2 separate regions of the Homo sapiens genome follow, and region 2 is linked to region 1. Evidence: chromatin loops called from intact Hi-C (ENCODE). Cell type or tissue: HCT116. All regions are shown on one strand. Each heading gives the region's core, and the rest is flanking DNA. Links, peaks and the distances in the headings are about the cores only. Region 1 overlaps NEK6 (NIMA related kinase 6). Region 2 overlaps DENND1A (DENN domain containing 1A).

Region 1 (8,330 bases), core at 199-8,198:
TTTTGAGATGGAGTCTCCCTCTGTCGCCCAGGCTGGAGTGCAGTGGCGTGATCTCAGCTCACTGCAACCTCCACCTCCTGGGTTCAAGCAATTCTCCTGCCTCAGTCTCCCGAGTAGCTGGGATTACAGGTGTGCGCCACCACGCCCAGCTATTTTTTGTATTTTTAGTAGAGATGGGGTTTCACCACGTTAGCCAGGCTGGTCTCGAACTCCTCACCTCAGGTGATCTGCCTGCCTCGGCCTCCCAAAGTGCTGGGATTACAGGCGTGAGCCACCACGCCTGGCCCCCTTAGCCCACTTCTAATAACACCAGTAACCATTGATATGGGAGACTGAGCTCAGAGGTTCAGGAACATGCCCAAGGTCACCCAGCACCCAGCTGGGACCCAGGTCTGGGTGCTTCCCACGGTGGGACAGTCGCAGTGGGGAGCCCCTGACCTCGCCGTAAATCCCCTCGAGGCTGTTCTGAGGTACAATTCTGGGAGGCCCTCTCAGGTGAGCCGTCCCAGGTCTCAGCACAGACCCCACCCCCAGGCCACCTCCAGGCCTGTGGCGGGCCAGGCCGGGATGTTATTCACGCTGTGATGTGAGTGAATCCTCATTACAGCATTTAAGCAGGGACGCGCGTGGCCGAGAGTGGTGATTTTCTAAATGTCATGTCCTATAAGCGCTGTCTGACATTTAGCGGGGAGGCGCAGAGTCTCTGGTGGGTTCTGGGGCTACGGCAGCTCCTAGCTTCACTCTTCCTCGTAAATAACTCGGGCACCATGGCTGTGATGGCGCAGCTCAGCCCTTGAGGCTGCAGGCTCTCGGGACACAATCCCTGCTGCCTGACAGCCTCTGAGGCCAGTGGGGCGACCATGGGGTATCCCCTGTTCCTCTGGAAACCCAGAGGTGGCCTGAGAGCAGGCAGAACCAGGGGAACCGAGCTCCCACCAAACCCCAGGCATTGTGCTGGTATGTTACAGATGAGGCAACTGAGGCACAGGGACCCGCCTGAGGCCATCCAGGGGACGTGTCTTACTCGAGTGGGTCTCTGCACTGCCAGGCCTCCCCTGCTGGCGGCTGCACCGAGCCAGCTCTGCAGGTGAGGGCCCCTGAGCCGGGTTGGAGGGAACGGGAGCAGGCAGGGACAGTGGGGGGAGAGAGGTGGGGACTGTGGGAGGGGGAACCATGCCAGGTGAGGAGGAAGGACCCGAGGCGTGGGGGGCCAGGTGGCTGCTCAGAAACTGAGGCCACACCCATCCTAGACTCAATCCTGCTGGGTTCATGACTGACTTGAACCCTGAGCCAGTGTTGGCTCTGGTGAAGCCAAGGAAGGGGTGCACAGGGAAGGAGACACCCCATCCCAGGCCTGGCATAGAGAAGGGATGCTGGATAGAATGCCCCCATGTCTCCTCTTCTCTCTCAGCTGAGGGAGACTGCACCTGGCCTGGGTTTCCTGCAATGCTCCCTCCAAGAGGTTCCCGGGGACAGGGTGGAAACTGAGGTTCAGGGAAGAGGGATTTGCCCAGCCCCAGCCCCCCATCTGCCTGTCTGACGGCAGCCCCACTCCGTGGACTGAGAGGCCACAGTGTCTGGGCTCCACTGGGGCTGAGAGGGTGAGGCGTCCTCTCCACGGGCTGCGTTCCCGTGTGGCAGCAGGGAGAGGCCTCTCCTTCATCTCCTGCTCCTCCTCCGTCCCTGCCCTCACCTCTCCTTCCACCCGGCCTCCAGTCTTTCTTCTAGAACACAGAGCTGACCACGTTTGTTCACCGCCATGAATCTTAGGAAGCTTCTCTGACCTTAGGGCCTGGTCCTGGACCCCGAGCCTGGAGCAACAGGCCCTACGTGATCCGGTGGTCTCCATCTCAGCTCCCTTCCCTTTCCCATCCCTGTGGGACCGTTTCTGCTTCTGGACAGCCCACCTCCCCTAACAGCTCAGCTCAGTGTCACCTCCTCCAGGAAGCCTTCTCTGACTCCCACAGGCCCTGCACATGGCTTGTTCACACTGGCTCCTAACTACTCATTCGAGGGTCTGTTTTCCTGTTAGAATCTGGGATCCCTGAGGGCAGGAGCCATGCTGGCGGCAACCCTAGTTCTTGGCATGAGGGCTGGCACACAGTGGATACACGATGCTTGTATGTTCAGCAAGGGAATCCGTGTGAAGGAGAAACAAGTAAAGCGGGGGCGGGGGAGAGGAAGAGCTAAGACATGATCTAGCACATCTGTTCCCACCAGGGATCTGTGTGCAGATTAACATCCCTGCAAAGGCATTAATATGTCAACGGAAATGTAAGAGCAGGTGATAACAGCTCAAGTAATGCCACTTCCCAGTGACGCCTGTATTCCTAGGACCCAAATTTCAGAAGAGCACTGAGCAATTGCTCAATCCCCAGTGCCTGATGGGAAAGACAGAGAACCCACATCCGGCCCCGTTTCTAAGTGCGGCTGTGAGCAGGGTGGGGGCTCCAGCGGGGCCCAGCCTCACTTGGGAGCAGGCAGGCTGCATCCAGGGTAGAGAGGTGATGGGGCCACAGCAGGGCCCTGGGGACAGAGGTCCAAGCCAGTAGGGACGTGAGGACCTCCACTAAGGAGCAGTGGAGTAGGGGCTGAAGGTTTGGGCCTGGGGGTCAGGCAGGCCTGGGGGCTTCCACCTAGAGGCTGAGGTGCCTTGGGCAGGAGACTAGACCTCTCTGAGCTTTGCTATTTGAGGACGGCGGGGACTCAGTGAGGGACGCATGAGCGTACTGGGCTGGGTGGAGGCTGGCAGGAGGTGCTGCTGTTTCACTGAAGCTGCAGTGGTCCTGGACACCAGACTCATGGTGAACTCCGCCCTGTGCCCTGGGTGGTGGGATGAGGCAGGTGAAGATGTATGTAGGGGCGTGGAGCATGAGCCAGTCCTGGCGCTGAGCCTGCCCATGTGACTCGAACAGTCACTCAATCTCTTGAAGACCCCAGGCCTGGGTGTCAGCCCTAACATGGAAATGAAGTTCCCCCTCTAGGGCTGGGGAGAGCATCTTGGGACCATGTCCACCAAAGGGTCCCAGGCCAGGAAAAGAGACCTGGGCCACAGGCATGGCTCTGTACCCACAATGCTGGGTATCCTCAGGCAAGTCTCTTAACCTCTCTGGGCTCAGTTTTCCCCTTCTTTAAAATGAGGTAGTGGATCTACAAGATGCTTTCCCAAGAGCTGGGGTCTGACCAAACGGGGTGCTGCCCCTGCTCCTTCTGTGAGGCAGGAGAAGTGGCTCATGTGCCTGTGGTAGGCTGGGGCACTGGGGGTGGCCAGAGGAGTTCCTTCTGCCCATGGCTGGCCCCCTCCCAGCCACCATCCTGTCTTGGCACCACCTTCGCCTTGCTTTTGCATATGGGCTCTTTTGAGCTGAGCTTCCCTGAGGCCAGTGGAAAGAAAGAGGCCTCCAGCAACAGCAGCTGGGGACGGACCCTGAGAGGCCCTCACCAGACTGCAGCTGAGGCCTGTGGGCATCTGCAGGGGGGCGCCCAGGGTCCCCGGGTGGCCGCCTCTGGCTAAAGGCAGAGCATTGTGGGACTGGGCTAAAGGAAGACTGCCACCTTTGGCTCCAGATCTGCGCAGCCCCCAGCACCCCCACCCCGCCAGGCGCTCACCTTGATCATCTGCGAGAGGTCCCCTGCGTCAGCCAACTCCAGCACAATGTTCAGCTCGTTGTCTTCGATAAACGAGTCCAAATACTTGATGATATTTGGGTGGTTCAGTTGCTGCATGAGGAGGGAAAGAGGGAAGGGGGCACCAAGTGAAGACGGGACAGACCCAGTGCCTGCCTGCCACCGGCACCCTGCTGGCACCCGGTCACTGAGGCCCTGGCATTTGCTAGAGAAGTGGGTCCCAGGGAAAGAAAGGCCTGTGCTGGGGAGTCAGGAAGGCCTGGGTGACACTGGGAAAGCCACTTTGCATCCCCAAGTCTCAGATTCCTCATCTGTAAAACTGGCATAATGTTTTGAAGCATAGTTGTGAAGACGACATGGGTCAATACTCTTGAAATGTGTAACAGGGCAGCCGCACAGAGCTATGTGAGACTCAGCATGGACTTGTGGAAAGGACCCTCCCCCTCCTCCTCACCACCCCGACCCTGAGGGCGGCATTGGGCCCCACCTCTCTGTCCCTGTGCCCAGACACGGCCAGCCTGCAGGTGCTCCTCAGAAGGACCATCTCCTGCCTTCATCCTTCCCACTCTTTCTCAATTCCTGACCTATCTCTTGTAAAATCATTTTTTTTAAAATATTTTTTTGTAGAGATAGGATCTCACTATGTTGCCCTGATTGAAACTGAACTTCTAGGTTCAAGCGATCCTCCCACCTCACCCTCCTGAGCAGTTGGGACTACGGCTGCATGCCACCATGCCTGGCCCTTGTGAAATGTTGAAAAAAATCCCTGGAGGCATGAGAGCTGCCCGGCTGATTTGCTCATGCTGAGACGCTGCCTCTGTCCTTCGCACCACCGCCTGCATGTTTGCTGCAGTGGAGCATGGAGCTGGACAGAACGGTGCCCCCCTGGCTGGAAGTCAGGCCCTCCAGGCTAAGAGGAGCCCCTGGCATCTGTTCATAACAAAGCTGACTGTTTATATCAAAGAGACTCCAGGATCTGGGAAAGCAGAGGGGACTCGAATATCCTGCCCTGGTGTGGGTGTGGTCAGCCTAGTCCAGACACCAGCCAACCACCAGAGGCCGATAGTGAGCACATTTCCCAAAAGGCCCGGAAGTCGTTGGGAGAAGGATGCACTGTGCCCATCCGTGGATTCTAAAATGAGGGGAGCCTGGGCAGATGTTACAGAGCCATGCAAGCCCCTATTCATTCATTCATTCATTCCCCAAGCCAGCCCCCCATGTGTGGGCCCTGGGGGCCAGAGCAGGCTCAGCCACTGGCCCCAGCTCCTCCCCATGCGTCCATCCTCTCACCAGGTCCCCCCAGAGACTGATCCCTGTCTGCTATGGCGCCCACTGCCTGTCCAAGTCCTCAAACCCCTGCTCTGGACCAAGGTCTGGCCCTGAGGTGGGTGTGCTGGCCCCTGCCTGCCCCTCAGCCAGCAGCGCTGTGGCTCAGTGAATATCCAGACACCACTGCGAGGAACCAGGCACCCTGCACAGCTGAGGACGCAGGTGCAGCACATTCAATCCTGGTTCCCAGGGGTGGCTGGGAGGGAGCCCTGTTGCCATCTTAGCAGCAGGCTCCCCTGTGGAAGAACCTTGGTCAGTAACAAATGTAGGTAATTTACACAGGGTGACTAGACTTCAGAAGGCGGCACACAAAGCAATCCTAAGCAAAAAGAACAAACCTGGAGGCATCACGTTACTGGACTTCAAACTATACTACAAGCCTATGGTAACCAAAACAGCATGGTACTGGTACAAAAATAGATACATAGACCAATGGAACAGAATATAGAACTCAGAAATAAAGCAGCATACCTACAACCACCTGATCTTCAACAAAGTTGACAAAAATAAGCAATGGGGAAAGGACTCCCTACTCAATTAACTGGCTAGCTATATGCAGAAGAATGAAACGGAACCCCTACTTTTCACCATGTGTAAAAATTAAATCAAGATTGATTGAAGACTTAAATGTAAGACCTCAAACTATAAAAATCCTAGAAGAAAACCTAGGAAATACCTTTCTCAGCGTTAGCCTTGACAAAGAATTTAAGACCAAGTCCTTAAAAACCATTGCAACAAAACCAAAAACTGACAAGTGGGACATAATTAAATGAAAGAGCTTCTGCATGGCAAATGAAATGATCAACAGAGTAAACAGACAATTGACAGAATGGGAGAAAACATTCATAAACTATGCATCTGACAAAGGACTAATGTCCAGAATCTATAAGGAACTTAAATCAATAAAAAAAAACAAAACATTAAAAAGTGAGCAGAGGAGGCTGGACATGGTGGCTCACGCCTGTAATCCCAGCACTTTGGGAGGCTGAGGTGGGCGGATCATTGAGATCAGGAGTTCGAGACCAGCCTGGCCAACATGGCAAAACCCCATTTCTACTAAAAATACGAAAATTAGCCAGGCATGGTGGCAGGTGCCTGTAGTCACAGCTACTCGAGAGGTTGGGGCAGGAGAATCGCTTGAACCTGGGAGGCGGAGGTTGCAGTGAGCTGAGATTGTGCCACTGCACTCCAGTTTGGGTGACAGAGTGAGATTCTAAAAATAATAAAAATAAAAATAAAAAATAAGTAAATAGGCTGGGCGCAGTGGCTCACGCCTGTAATCCTAGCACTTTGGGAGGCCAAGGTGGGTGGATCACCTGAAGTCAGGAGTTCAAGACCAGCCTGGCCAACATGGTGAAACTCCGTCTCTACTAAAATACAACAATTAGCCGAGCATGATGGTGGGTGCCTGTAATCCCAGCTACTCAGGAGGCTGAGATGGGAGAATCGCTTGAACCCGGGAGACGGTGGTTGCAGTGAGCCAAGATCATGCCACTGCACTCCAGCCTGGGTGGCTGAGCAAGACTCTGTCTCAAAATAAAAAATAAATAAATAAAAATAAAATAAAGAGTAGGAAGAGGACATGAACAGTGATTCTTCAAAAGAAGACATACAAGCAACTAACAAACAGGAAAAAAATGCCCAACATCACTAATCATCAGAGAAATGTAAATCAAAACCACAATAGGCTGGGTGCAGGGGCTCATGCCTATAATGCCAGCACTTCATGAGGCTGAAGTGGGAGGGCTGCTTGAGCCCAGGAGTTTGAGAACAGCCTGGGCAACAGAGTGAGACCTTGTCACTACAAAAAAAAATTAGCTGGGCTTCGTGGTGCAGGCCTGTAGCCCAAGCTACTTGGGAGGTTAAGGTGGGAAGATCACTTGATTCTGGGAGGCTGATGCTGCAGTGAGCCATGATCACACCACTGCACTCCAGCTTAGATGATAGGGTGTGACCCAGTCTCAAAAAAAAAAAATTACAATGAGATACCATTTCACACCAGTCAGAATGGCAATTATTACGAAGTCAAAAAATAACAGATGTTGGTGAGGCTGCGAAGAAAAGGGAACACTTCTATGCTTTTGGTAGGAATGTAAATTTGTTCAGACACCGTGGAACAAAGTCTGGAAATTTCTCAAAGAACTAAAAATAGAACTACCATTTGACCCAGCAATCCCATTACTGGGTATATACCCAAAGGAATATAAATGGTTCTACCAAAAAGACACATGGGTTTGTATGTCCATCACGGCGCTATTCATAAAAGCAAAGACACCGAATCAATCTAGGTGCGCAGAAATGGTGGGCCGGATAAAGAAAATGTGGTACATGTATACAATAGAATATTATGCAGCCACAACAAAGAATAAAAGTCATGTCCTTTGCAGCAACACGGATGCAGCAGGAGGCCATTATCCTAAGAGAAATAACACAGAAACATATCTATACTGCATGTTCTCACTTTTATAAGTGGGAGCTAAATCCTGGGTACACACAAACATAAAGATGGAAACAGTAGACACACTGGGCTCTACAAGAGGGGGCGGGAGTGGGGCAAGGGCTGAAAAACTTCCCATTGGGTATGATGTTCACTATCTGCGTGACGGGATCAGAAGCCCAAATCTCAGCATCACACAATATACTCTTGTAACAAACCTGCATGTGTACCCTCTGAATCTAAAATAAAAATGGAAATTTAAAAAAGAAGGTGGGCCAGACGTGGTGGCTCATGTCTGTAATGCCAGCACTTTGGGAGGCCGAGGCGGGTGGATCACCTGAGGTCAGGCGTTCAAGACCAGCCTGGCCAACATGGTGAAACCCCGTCTCTACAAAAACACAAAAATTAGCCGGGTGTGGTGGTGCACACCTGTTATTCCAGCTACTCGGAGGTTGTAGTGAGCCGAGATCGCACCACGGCACTCCAGCCTGGGTGACAGAGCGAGACCCTGTTATCAAAAAAGGAAAGAAAGAAAAGAAAATCCTCTTGCCCAGATTTTGTGTTGAAAAGGACGTCCTGCGCGAACACTGGCCATCACATCGCTGCCCTCAGCACACATCATGCTCCATAGACATGTTTTTCAGTTACCAAAAAAAGTGTCAAAGCAAGTGAATGGCAAGTTGAAAGTGCCTTCAAATCTCTGAGACATGACCTACGGCGTGGGCAAGCTGCTATGAGGATAAATGGGAACACCCTGCTCCTTCACCCTCCTCTTGAACTTCACCTCATTATGTCACCAGGAAATCTCACAACCTCTCAGGGAGGACTCCCCAAAAACTGCCCAGGTCATCAGCAGTCCAGGCATGACACAGTTTCTCCAACAAGGGAGAAATGAGAGGGGTTGGGTAGGAAGTAAAGCCCCATCAAGGAGGCGCTG
Region 2 (8,330 bases), core at 287-8,286, 780 kb after region 1:
TTTTTCACAGAGTCCGTGCTTTTGTTAAGTGGGTAGCAGTGTCTGTGGGAAGCACGAATATGGACCCAAGAATATCTGTAGGAAAAGTTCATGAAACATTTGTTTTATTTTCCGGTATATTTTAGGCAAGTGGATAAGGAATTATAGCCAAAACCTACAGGCCGGAGCTAAGCAGATTCATTGATGGGGGAGTGTAAAGGGGACTGCAGAAGGGGCTGGTAACTTGCTAATTAACATTTTTTCCCATTTTAGTGGTCATCTGAAGTCAAGATCATGTCCTGGGAATGAAGCAAGGATAAGGGGAGGTGCTTCTGCCCCAGGACTTCAGGGACCATCACTATAGCTCTGTGGCTCTAAGTGGCTAAGGAGGCCACCGAATGTGATGGAAGGAGTATGGCCTTTGGAATCACCTGGGTTTTAATTCTAGTTCTGTCATCTACTAGAAGATGACTCTGGAAGTTACTTCACCATCCTGAGACTCACTTTTCTCATGTGTAAGATGTAAATAATGCCTAGCTAGCAGGACTCTTGAGAAAAATAGCAATAATATGCACCAAACACCAGCATAGTGCCTTGCTGATAGTAGATGTTAACTAAATGATAGTGACCATCCCTGGGTGACAAAGTAAAGGAGGAAGGGAAAGATGAGACTGCGACATTCTAGAATAGTGGTGTCCATACTTGTTCAACAAGTGCCCAAGAACCTGGAGCCATGCAAAACACCCTGAAATTATTCTGGCCCATTTAATTCTTTCTTTTGAACTAATTGTGAAAGTATGGCTTTTATCTCAAATGATACATAAAGGATTTGAAATAAATCACATATTTAATTATTTCCTTTAATATTTATTTATTTATTTATTCATTTTATTGCCCACCAGCAATTATGGACAAATAGGGGTGGAAGGTACCAAGAGTTGAAAATCAGAGTCATTTAAAAAATTACAGTCAGGTTTTGTTTTTGTTTTGAGACAGAGCTTCACTCTTGTTGCCCAGGCTGGAGTGCAATGGCGACATCTCAGCTCACCACAACCTCCGCCTCCCAAGTTCAAGTGATTCTCCTGCCTCAGCCTCCTGAGTAGCTGAGATTACAGGCATGCGCCACCATGCCCAGCTAATTTTGTATTTTTAGTAGAAACAGGGTTTCTCCCTGTTGATCAGGCTGGTCCCAAACTCCCAACCTCAGGTGATCTGCCTGCCTTGGCCTCCCAAAGTGCTGGGATTACAGGCGTGAGCCACCACACCCGGCCCTACAGTCAGTTTTTTAAATGCATATGAGAAAATATAATTGAGGCTTAATTCATCAAAACATTTGTTGCCTATTGAGAAAAAATGACCATTGTTCAATATTGGCACCAAATCTCCACTGCCCACGTCACAGGGACACTGATGTTGTTCAGAACCCAGTTTGAGAGTCTTGTTACCTTGGAGTCACACAATAAATGATCAATGAACTGGGAACCATTGTTCTAGAAGTAGACTGCCCAAGTAAAAAGTAGCTCTCTAAGTGAGAGAAGATGGGAACTAGCAGGAAATCCACTTAAACACTATGATCAATCTCAACTGAATGATTTCAAAGAGCATAACTGAATATGATCAAAATGAAATTTCCCATATGTTCAAATGAAATTCATATGAAATACTTGAAAAATAAAACATAGCTAGTATATCTTGCACCATCCTGGAGGAATTCTAGGCTTTAACTTGATCTCATTTAATAATCCTGGCTCCTTTCTTACTTTGCTCCTTTAAAGCATGGGGCCATGTTTTATACACATTGATGTCCCTCACATAGTCTGGTATTAGTAGGTGCTCATTAAATGTTGACTGACTGGATGAACAAATGAATGACTGATACCTGTTTCCCCATGCTATACATCAGAAAGGCTGGTGGTCATATTTCAGTGTTGCACAATAGAGATACTTAGTTGTTGTTTTTTTTTTTTGAGATGGAGTCTCGCTCTGTCACCCAGGCTGGAGTGCAGTGGTGCGATCTAGGCTCACTGCAAGCTCCGCCTCCCAGGTTCACACCATTCTCCTGCCTCAGCCTCCCAAGTAGCTGGGACTACAGGCGCCTACCACCACGCCCGGCTACTTTTTTTTTTGTATTTTTAGTAGAGACGGGGTTTCACTGTGTTAGCCAGGATGGTCTTGATCTCCTGACCTGGTGATCTGCCCACCTTGGCCTCCCAAAGTGCTGGGATTACAGGCGTGAGCCACCTCGCCCGGCCAATACTTAGTTTTAAAACGTATCAGCTGCAGCTTCATCTTAGAACCTGAGAGGAATAAGCCACACAAACACCACATCACGAATGTGTAAATGTAAAGCGAAGGCACAGCCCAGCAGCTGCATGGTGGCTAACCACAGGCATTTAGAGTTAGGGAGGATCATCTCCTGCAGAATTGTCATGACCAGTAAATATTCTCTTCTAGTTAGAAATACACAAGAGAGGACTATAGTCATGGATTAAGCTGAAGCCACCACGGCAGTTTTAAATACTCTATCTTTGTGGAAGCAGTGGCAAAGAGAAACGGTTGCTGCTACTGGTGTTTTAAAATCAGATGTTCTCACTTTAGGGTCTCTCACTTTTTCAGTGAGACTCTGAAAAGGAAATCTTTCTGATCCATTTTCAAGCAATGATAACATTTGACAATTTGCAGCCTGAAATGGTGCTAAGTGACTTCATATGCATAGCTAGACTATGAACTTCTTAAGAACAGGAGATCTTGGGAATGGGCGTGGTGTCTCACACCTGTAATCCCAGCACTTTGGGAGGCTGAGGTGGGCGGATCATGAGGTCAGGAGATCAAGACCATCCTGGCTAACACAGTGAAACCCCGTCTCTACTAAAAATACAAAAAAATTAGCCAGGTGTGGTGGCGGGCGCCTGTAGTCCCAGCTACTCAGGAGGCTGAGGCAGGAGAATGGTGTGAACCCGGGAGGCGGAGCTTGCAGTGAGCTGAGATCGTGCCACTGCACTCCAGCCTGGGCGACAGAGCGAGACTCTGTCTCAAAAAAAAAAAGAACAGGAGACAGGAGATCTTATTCCTATGCCCCCAGCACACAGTTGATGGAGGGATGGTGGATTTGTTCTGTATAGGACATTATGATATCTGTGATGATTAGAGGATACAGTTGTGTTGATTTCATCCCCACCCTCAGTTCTTGGATATATATCTTCACTGATTTTCTGTGGGGTGCGGTTGCATTCTCTGAAATATATGACTACATGACATTCAGGCTTAGGCTACCCTTCCACAAGAAAATTGAAGCCTTCTCCAGAAGACAGTGGAATGTCATGTTTACTCATGTATCCTTGGCACAGAACCTGATACATAGAAGGTGCTCAGTAGGATGTGAATGAATGAAGTTGTCATAGTTCTTTTTTTTTTTCTTTTTGAGACGGAGTCTTGCTCTGTCGCCCAGGCTGGAGTACAGTGGCGCGATCTCAGCTCACTGCAAGCTCCACCTCCCGGGTTCACGCCATTCTCCTGCCTCAGCCTCCCAAGTAGCTAGGACTACAGGCGCCCGCCACCACGACCGGCTAATTTTTTGTGTTTTTAGTAGAGACGGGGTTTCACCGTGTTAGCCAGGATGGTCTTGATCTCCTGACCTGGTGATCCGCCCACCTTGGCTTCCCAAAGTGCTGGGATTACAGGCGTGAGCCACCACGCCTGGCACATAGTTCTTATTTATAATGTCCTTAGTTGTTTGGAAGCTATAAAACAGCTTCGTTAAATAAATCATTAAGACCTGAAGTCTTAAGGAAAAGAAAAGAACAGCATTTGTTATATGCTAGGCTCTTTATATATATTCCCCTTTTTACAGCCCCCCTGTGGAGAGCATGCACAGCCCCATTTTACTGATGAGAAACTGAGGCTAGGAAAGATTGTCACTTTTTAAGAAGTGGCAGAGACAGGATTGGCCCCTCCATCTGCCTGGTTCTGGTGACCATGCTCTTTTCTCTGACTGCACTCCACAATGGTGATTACCATGTGGTTCATATTACATGTGATTTGAGGGCATTTCAGAAGAAAACTGAGTTGGTTCCCTCTTAGGAGTCAATTTCTCTAATCTATACAAGTGTTTCTTGACAAATACAGGTTAAACTAACAACCTTTATAAACTATTTTGCAAGGGGTAATGTCAAAATTTTATATATCTTTTTTAAAACATTCCTTTAATAGATAATTTTAATTGGCTAATATTTTGTTGTTTAAATATTTGATATTTGTAGTGATAATTGGATGAAAACTTAAAACGCTGGGAAGTGTAGCCCTTCCTCCTCTTTTCCTGGGCTGACACCTAGTGGCTAGCTTTCTCACAGCAGTGTTAATCCATATTTCTTGTTGGTTGTTTTTCAGTTGATGTTAGGATTTTACAAAAGCAAATTATTGACAATCATGATAAAAGCCACATTCATATAAGGTTTATTTATTAGGGATTGTATTAACAATGGAATTTTGATTTATAGTGAATTTGAAGTCTATTATAGTCAAGCCTTGTTAGCACAACATGGAACAAGCATTTGAAATCTTACAATAGTGGTCCCCACCGCAGACCTGACCAGGGCACTGACTTGCACACACACTGACAAATAAGACCTGGTCACTGTTAAAGACAGTGAGAGGCAGAGAAGGAAAGGAAGCAGAGAGTTGCAGTAAGGGGTGGGAACTGCTATAGTAGAATGTGCAAGCTGGGAGACATTTCAGCACAGGGCTAATCACTGCAGATTGGGTGCTGCGGGGAAGCTTCCCAGGGACGGATGTGTCTGGAATAAGGCCTTACCGGAGGAATAGGAGCTCCCCAGGAGCAGGGGGCAGGAAGTAGCACATGCAGAGGCAAGCGGCCTTGACAGCATGTGGCACGGTCGGGTACTGTGAGTGCCCCTGTGGCTGGAGCAGGGACAGAAGGAGCGTGGCTGAGGACGAAGCAGAGGAGTGGTCAGTTTCCAGGCCATAAGAGACTGTGTTGGCCTCTACAGGATTCAGCACTAATGTCATAAGCCAGCATTTCCAGAACCCTGTTCCTTGAACTATTAGACCCAAAGATATTGATATATTTTCTGATCCCATAGAATTTGGAATTGTTACACTTTACATCTACTGTAACTTTTTAAATACATTAACAATGTACACTACTGAAGCCCAGCTGTAGAGAAATCTGGATCACTTTGTTTAACCCAGCATTTTTCAGACCTTTTCCACAAAATACATATCAGCATTCCATGCATCTAGTACTCCTCACAGCAGTTTACGAAGCACTGCTAGAGCTAATGGCTGATGGTTAATTTTTCTTGCTCTGAGACCATGGAATTAGGATACCAGCTGGGTTCATTTTTACCCGTTCCATGACTGGGAATCTCAAAAACAGGAAAGCACATTGTTTTTCCAAAGCATTTCTTGTCTGGCCAGACAGAGGTTTGGGGCCAACAGGTGGTCCTGAGACGCAGAGCTGAGCCGCCATTCGGCTTTCCCAGCTCAGGACGGCAGGCTGCTCTACTTGGTCCTCTAGGTCCAGCAGCTTAATCAGTGTGTCAGTCAGGATCTAAGGACAACAGAGACTACTTTCATTGTTTACAACAGAGGGGAAATAATGCAAGGAAGTGGTTACACAAGTGATGGAGGAGCTGAAATTCAAAAGAAGACAGGGAGGCAATCCAGAGATTAGTAACAGCAGAGGTGGTGTTCGTGAGGCCAGAGGCCAGGGTCACTTGACCACAGCTGGTCCCTGCGGGTCTGTGCAGTGGGTGCTTGAGTCAGGGAGGAGGTGAACCATTGCTAGACAGCCCACCCAAGCAGAGAGAGCGTGAAGAGATACTCAAACTTTTCCCTTCCACTTTCCTCCTCCTAATCTCTCGCTGGTGCCTTGCATGGGCCAAACCAAGCGGAAACCAGCTGATCTGGGAGCCCAGGGAACTCAGTGTGCAAAGGTCACCCTCCTGTCTGTAGAGAGCAGAGCAGAAAAGTGGGGTGAGTCTGAGGTCAAGCAGGCTGAGAACCAGCACTGCCAGATCCCAGAGAATAAGGCTATTTGGTGATCGCTCCCCCTCATCCCTTCCCCAGGCAAATGAATAGCATAATGAAGTGAAAGACCCCTTGACTTGAAGTTAGACTTGATGCTAACCTGGACTCTGCCTTTTCTAAGCTGTGTGACTCTACACAAGTTACTATACCTTTCTGAACCCTATTACCTCAACTGTACAATAGGTAAGGGAATCTCGACTTAAACGATACCTTCATAGAGCTTCCTTGACATGTGTCTGGCTGGTTTCTATTTTATAATGAAATAAGAATGAGGTATTTAAAACTTTATGGGCTTAGCCTGGAGCTAACAGGAATGTCAAAAATTCACATATGTTGATTGACTACCCCCCAAACTTCAGTGAATTTGCTGACGTTTTATTAGCTACCAATTACTATCTAACAGATGTCTAATTTCTTAATGTATTCTCTTTCTGGAGGCACACAGGTAGAGGAAAGCTTGCAAAGTGTTCGATGGAATATTTGAGTGTTGGAGAGGCACTGTGTGTGCACTGTAGTTTGGTACTGGCTAAGGAAGGTTGAGATTCCAGGAGAGCTACTTTTTCAGAGCTATGAAACTTTGGGAAGCCCTCCCTCCTCCCTGAACCGCAGGTTTTTCATTTGTTAAGTGGGGATAAAAATGCCACCCTCGTAAAATTGTTTTCAGAATTAAATGCGATGGCAGATGGGAAGTACTCGTCCTCTGTGCATCTTTCCTGCCCTCCACAGCAAACTTTTTATCCAGTGAATGCCCAATTCACCAGCAGTCACATTCCATGGAGGCGTGGCAGGATTTTTGGAAACCCTTTAACTGGAGATTATTTATGTTTGGCTTGCTGGTCCCTGTTAGTGATGTGACCTGGCAGGTCTCCACTCAACCCTGTTTCCATCAGTCACAGCTCACTGGCATTATTCATAAGCTAGTTGCTTGGGACTTTTCTTTGCTCATATTCCTACTGCGAGGAATGTTCACTCTCGTCTTCACAATAAAATGGTCTGGAGGTTTTGAGGTTGTCTTGAGCAAGTCAGCTGCCAGCTTAAAAGGTCATTATCTGTTCTCTGAAGGGAAACTTTTATCCCGGGTTGATTAGTTTTATCCTGGGTTGATAAGTGTTTATGCAAAAGAAGTAGGGGTAGGAAAAACCTGGTACTCACTGAACTCCTACTTCTTGCCCTTTATGTATATTTTCTTGGTTAAATGTACACAGTATTATCCCCAACTTGCTAAATAAGAAACATAAAGCAGAGAGAATTGAAATTACTTAATGCAACAACTTTGCTCAAACATTTACCAAGACCCTACTAAACCAGGGGACTATTCTAGATGCTTGGAATTGCAGCAGTGAACAAAATGAAGTCCTAGTCCTCAAATCTCTTCTACCTTAGGAAGACACAGAGAGTAAACAAAGATGAAAATCAACATATAATATGTCTGATGGTAATAAGTGTTATGCAGAAAAAGAAAGCTAAGGAAGAAGATAGAGAAAGCTCCTGGGTGAGGTGAGGTAGGTGCCAAGAAGAAAGAGTCGGACTAGAGCCAGGTCTGTCTGCCTCTAGAACTCACGGTTTTTCCACTGGTCCCATGCTGCTTCCGATCCTCTTTGGTGATGGTTTCCAGCATCTAGGGAGGAAACATGAACTCCTCTAGCATCTTGCTTCTTAGTCTAAAGCTGATAATTCAATGTGTCAGGGTGGTGACTTTGCATTCCTGGGGTACAGAAAACATTTTTGCCGTACTCCCTGCTGTCAGCAGCATGTAGCTGTTTCTTTCGTCTCTCTGGTTTCACAGACACATTTAGTCTTGATGCAGAAAGCATCTTGCCAGCTTGGACTCGAGCCCTAGTGCTGAGGAGACCAGTCTGTCCTAAAGGAGGGTCTCTGTGACTGCTGGGCTCAAAGGAACTCATCACTTCTTTTTTCTCTTCTTCCAAAAAGTGATGCTCCAGGGAGTGGCTTATGTCATCTTAATACCTGTTTCCTGATCTTTAGGACTCACCAAGACAGTCTAATTCTATTTTTAAAAATGCTGCCACCTCCTCTGTACCAGGCCCAGTGGCAGGCACTGAAGAAAAGAGATGGAACCTACTTAACAGGAGTCAGCCAGACCTGGGTTCCAAGTACCACTTTTCTATTTCTGTAATTTTGGGCATGCTACTTAACTCCTTAGCTTCAGTTTTGTCATCTGTAAAATGGGAAGAATAAATGTAATCTGCCTCACAGGATTGGTGTGAAGATTAAGTTAGATAATACAGCATGGTACCTGGCTCTTCGTAAGAGCTTAATATTAGTTTTTAAAATATACCACA

The links. A loop is a pair of places that touch in the nucleus more often than their neighbours do. Peaks named below come from ENCODE experiments on the same cell type or tissue, not always from the same donor. Only the 100,000 strongest peaks of a DNase experiment are listed, where the experiment ranks them.
Region 2: a loop joins it to region 1, with 5 times the contacts of the local background. A loop is called at or near these places in 8 of 110 quality-filtered maps.

Annotation. Positions count from the first base shown.
Region 1 is chr9:124,316,849-124,325,178 of GRCh38, reverse strand. It overlaps NEK6 (NIMA related kinase 6), which reads right to left. Exons shown (of 10, transcript NM_014397.6): 5 at 3,610-3,720. Among named protein-coding and RNA genes, the nearest start is that of NEK6, 63 kb to the right of the region's middle. RefSeq lists enhancers at 425-474, 485-564. In HCT116, for the core only: a CTCF peak has its summit at 4,681 (motif pointing right); a DNase peak (open chromatin) is centred at 4,658.
Region 2 is chr9:123,540,168-123,548,497 of GRCh38, reverse strand. The region is part of intron 13 of DENND1A (DENN domain containing 1A); the gene reads left to right. Among named protein-coding and RNA genes, the nearest start is that of MIR7150, 59 kb to the right of the region's middle. In HCT116, for the core only: a CTCF peak has its summit at 4,337 (motif pointing left); a DNase peak (open chromatin) is centred at 4,327.